Linked DNA regions of Mus musculus: region 2 is linked to region 1. The links are chromatin loops, found by intact Hi-C in ENCODE. Cell type or tissue: heart. All regions are shown on one strand.

The links. Hi-C counts contacts between places; a loop is a spot of excess contacts. Peaks named below come from ENCODE experiments on the same cell type or tissue, not always from the same donor. Only the 100,000 strongest peaks of a DNase experiment are listed, where the experiment ranks them.
Region 2: a loop joins it to region 1, with 4 times the contacts of the local background. A loop is called at or near these places in 1 of 42 quality-filtered maps.

What each region holds. Positions count from the first base shown.
Region 1 is chr8:126,265,998-126,268,497 of GRCm38, reverse strand. The region is part of intron 2 of Slc35f3 (solute carrier family 35, member F3); the gene reads right to left. Among named protein-coding and RNA genes, the nearest start is that of Gm31165, 24 kb to the left of the region's middle. In heart, a CTCF peak has its summit at 1,184 (motif pointing left); no DNase peak of the experiment used is centred here.
Region 2 is chr8:126,548,789-126,551,288 of GRCm38, reverse strand. No RefSeq gene overlaps it. Among named protein-coding and RNA genes, the nearest start is that of Gm39286, 22 kb to the left of the region's middle. In heart, a CTCF peak has its summit at 1,196; a DNase peak (open chromatin) is centred at 108; H3K27ac peaks cover 635 bases.

The sequences.
Region 1 (2,500 bases):
GCAGCCTTTGGATGAAGACATAGAACTCTCAGCTCCTCCTGTGCCATGCCTGCCTGGATACTGCCATGCTCCCACCTTGATGATAATGGACTGAACCTCTGAACCTGTAAGCCAGCCCCAATTAAATGTTGTTTTTTATAAGACTTACCTTGGTCATGGTGTCTGTTCACAGCAGTAAAACACTAACCAAAACAGATATATCTCCAGCATGTCAGTAAAGTTTTGATCTTGTAATGATTGGGAGCAGTGGCTCAAACCCAGGGCCTGGAGCACACCAGGCAAAGCCTCTGCCCCTCAGCCTATCTAAGATAACCAGGAGAGCTGTGGGTTTGTTAACGGGTGAACAGATTTGCTAATAGCAAACAACCCCTGTGCACCTAGATTCATGATCCTCTGTACATTGTGCTTTTAATAGATCTGGGTGTGACTGGCTGGACTATCACTTACAACGTGTATGTATGTCTTTCTTTTTTCTTTCACAGTTTGGCTCCATGTTATCAGGGTCAGGCTAGGTCTCTGAGCATCTGGCAAAGAGACCTTGCCCACCTGATACTGTTCAAGCTGCTTCATCATAAGCTCCTGGAGTGAGCATCTGGGCTATCTTGTGGGTTTGGCATCCCAGGTCCCCAGCAATGAGAAGAAAGGAAACTGATGTTTAATAAACCTAATTTTTTAAAAACTACACTTCTTTATTTACGTGTGTGTACACATGGAGGCACACTTAGCAGTTAGAGGACAGCTTTCGGGTGTTCTCTTCTTACAAAGTGTGCGTATAAAGGAACTCAGGTTCCAGGCTCGGCAGTACATGTTTTCACCCACTGGACCATCCCGCCAGCCCCAGGAACACTTACTTAAGATACAAAATGAAGATAGATACTGTTTGCTACTGTTTATTTTGTTTCGGTTTTGAGACAAGTTTTCATTAGAAGCTCAGACTGGCCTTACACTCGTTGTCCTGACTCAGCCTCCACGGAAGCGCTGTGGTTGCAGGTGTTGAGTGCTACTTCTTACTTAGAAGGACGGGAACATTTAGAGAAAGATGTGTCTAGAGAAGACCCTTAATCATAGAATAAGCAGAAAGTCTTTTCTCGGTCAGATAAGGCTGCCACAAGTGAAACAGAGGAAACTGGGAAACCTTGAGTCCACGCTTTGGTGGCCGCTTGCTTATTTCGCCCCCTAGTGGATTTCCTCCGTCATTTAATCCTGGCGATTAGGATTCTGGGAAATAGTCAGGCATCATGCTGTATTCTCTTAACTTTAACCTTGATCAAGACCCATTGTCTTTTCCTAGCCGCCTCTGCACTCTCAGCCCCAACAGTCCTGTTTGGAGCCCTTTACCACCCCCATCAAACCCCACATGTCTGTTTAATTTAATAGGATGATCTCCAGTACCATCTATTTTCTGGGAAACAAGATTTTGATCTTTATGACGTAATAGTATTCCATTATGTATATTATGTGTGTGCGTGCACCTCATTCTTTATCCCTCCTACCATTGATGGGTATCTAGGCTGATTCCATGACTTCAATATGGTAAACGTCACTGTAATAAATGTGAGTATGCAGAAATCTCTGTGGTCCGCCAGCTTTGATGCCTTTGGAGATAGATATAGCCCCAGGAATGACTTGACTGGATCTTGTAATTCTATTCCAGGGTTTTTAGAGCTTTCCTTGGTGACTGGATTAGTTTATATCCCACAAGGAGGTATGGGGGTCTCCTTCCATGCACCCTTTCTAGCAACTGTTGGTTTTGCTTGCTTGACCATCGCAGTTTTGACTGGGGTGAGGTAGTGGGATTGTGTTAGCGCTGTTAGGGAAAAGGGTTGCAAAGTCTTCCCTTCAAGCCACCATGATCCTCAACAGCAGTGTCAGTGTCCTTCTGGTCATTTGTTTGCCTGAAGCTTATTTTCTAGAAGGTTCTTTGGGAAGGCTCATGGAAGCACTTACCCCACCTCTCTCACCACCATGCTTTCCCATGAGGATTATGTGATTTGTGTCTTTTCTATTTTGATGTGAAATCCCTGGGTGATATTTCCTGCATTTGGGTAGATTATAAAGGCCATTCATATTCTTGTTGAACGGTTATCAAATACTTGACAACAGTTGACTTTTATTTCCCTGTCAATCATTCTCCTTTCCTCTACTGGTTGGGAGGACTTGCTGTCTCCTCTAAACTCCTGTAATTTTTATAGGGGAGTGCCACAGAGCTGGGGACTTTGCCATCGTTACTCTCATGGGTGAGCTGACAGTTGCTTTGGTATAGTGTGTTTACATGAGACCACGCCCTGATGGTAGAAGTACAGATACTCTGTCTCATGTTTGAGCAGCATTTGAAGGCAGACATCTGCCCCTTTGAGGTAAATCAGATTCCTCTGAACTCTCAAATATTAAGGTTGGTGAGCAAAGGACTACACAAGAGGGTGGTTTTGCTTGCTAATAAAAGCCAAAAGCCTGGGGTGAGGACTAACTGGGCCTACTGGTGGTATGAAGCTTGTGTGTG
Region 2 (2,500 bases), 280 kb before region 1:
TGTGTCATTCAGTGCCTGTACCAGAGCCATGACTCAGCATATGAGTGGCCGCCTTTCCCCCAGTGTGACATGTCACCCAAATTTCAATGCCTCAGCATGCATCCTGCCCTGTGGCTGATCAACGAGGCAGCCAGAGAAGGAAACTAGAGTGAATTCTCTGTTTCTGAGTCAGAGCGGGAGTTCTGCCAGCCTAGCCGGAACATGCCACACTCACCCTTACACCTTGCACAATCCTCAGAGGATTGAAACTGTTTTATTCATTTTCAGCCCCATCCCTTCCCTCACCTCAGCCCTCAAGGAAAGAGGGCAGAACTACAGATCTATTTTTACCTACTAGACCTTGAATGGGGTCGTTGCAGGGCCTCAACATGGTTAAAGTGGAACATTTGTGTCCACGGAGTTTGACTTGCTGCTGTTGAGAGTCTGCGTTGCACATTAAGACTCTGACCACATAGCGGCTGGGTGGTCCCTGCTCAACCCATTGTCATGGAGACAGTGAAGGTTTTAGGGGCTGGATTTTTGAGCCCTACTTTCCTGATCTGGAGTTGGGAGGACAAGACAGCTCTTTTTAGGGGCTGGGAGGACAGTTAAGTTGGTAAAGTGCTAGCATAAGGACTGAGGTGATATATTTAGGACCCCATGAGGCAGTACGTCCTATAAGCCCAGCTCTGGGAAGATGGAAATAGGAGATCATTGGGGCTAACTGACCAGCCTGTCCAGCTGAATTATGAGCTCCAGATTCAGTGAGAGACCCTATCCCCAAAATATATAATAATAATGTCAATAACAATAGTTGTAATAATAATAATAATAATAAGAAGAAGAAGAAGAAGAAGAGGAAGAAGAAGAGGAAGAAGAGGAGGAGGAGGAGGAGGAGGAGGAGGAGGAGGACAAAGAAGAAGAAGAAGAAGAAGAAGAAGAAGAAGAAGAAGAAGAAGAAGAAGAAGAAGAAGAAGAAGAAGAAGAAGGTGGAAAGCTGTGAAGAGATGCACAGCATCAGTCTCTGGTTTCTATGCAAGTGTGAACACACACACACATAGGAAACAGAGCCAGGGTTATATTGGCCTAGGAATTTATTCATGTAAAAGAAGTCCCAGAGTCATTATTATGGGGAGCAAGGTGGTGGTGGCGGAGGGGAGGAAGCTCTGAGTTACACATAGTGACCAGTGTGGGGTGCCATTTGTTATGCTGGGCTTTGCCTCCTGACTGCTTTGTTCCCAGAAATAACAACTCTGAGACTAATTATTTATTAATAAATGATTAGCCATAGCCTCGGCTCTGCCCCATGACCAGCTCATATCTCAATAATCCAGTTTATTCTATGTTCTTCTACTGGTTACCTACTACTCTGCAGGTTCATTGTCTTCCTCTCTGTCTAAGAGAATGAATCTCTTGCCTCTGACTCTGTCCCATAATTCTCTACCCTCCTCTCTCCTGGAACTCCCACCTCCCATTTCCGGCCACAGCTCATTGGCTAAGGGCTTTTTTTTTTTTTTTTCTGACAGGTGAATGCTTTTTTTTTTTTTTTAAGATTTATTTATTATATGTAAGTACACTGTAGCTGTCTTCAGACACTCCAGAAGAGGGCGTTAGATCTTGTTACAGATGGTTGTGAGCCACCATGTGGTTGCTGGGATTTGAACTCCAGACCTTTGGAAAAGCAGTCGGGTGTTCTTAGCCACTGAGCCATCTCACCAGCCCAGGTGAATGCTTTTAAACAGTGCACAAGAGTCTCCATACAGAGGGAATTCAGTATTAATCATTGGGAAATTATCAATGCATTTATATATTCTTTAGCTCAATTTAGGATTTTAAAGATATAATCTGGTATCTTTCATACATCTACTAATTATGAGCTGGGCCAGGTAGCACAGACCTACGATCCCCAAGACTCAGGAAGCTGAGGCAGGAGACTCAAAAGTTTAAGACCAGCCTGGGAAACTCAAGGCACTGTCTCAAAAAAACTTTATAAATACATATTTAAACGGGACTGGGACTTTCTAAATGGGGCCGACAGCTGGGGTGTGATGCACCTTTGACTTCTATTTCTCTGAACCCCAAAGGGAGCTTTCAAGCATGCAGTTCCCTGAAGCAGTCCAGGAGGGGAGCTGAGCTGTCTCCGAAAATGTGAAGCTCCAGCAGACCTCAAGCAGGGTCACAAGGCCTCAAGATAACACAGCTTCTTTTCTGTCATCCTCTTGTTCTTTCTTTGAGCAGTAACATCAGGAAACAAGCTCATGAGACTGGCTTTGGTTCATGTCAGGCCAAAGTGTGGGGCAGCAGCTTAGCTGTGGTCAGTTTGCCCCAGGCTAGGCACCAAAGTCAAGACTATAGAGCATGCGAGTCCAGCAAGATGCCTGTCCCCTCCAGCAGGCAGCAATCAGGGACAAGCTTACACTGTTATGAAAATATGAGAGGCAGACTTCCTCCTAACTAAGGTTCCAATGTGTGGGTGTGTGCGTGCTTTTGTGTGTGTGTATACATACATATATATGTGTGT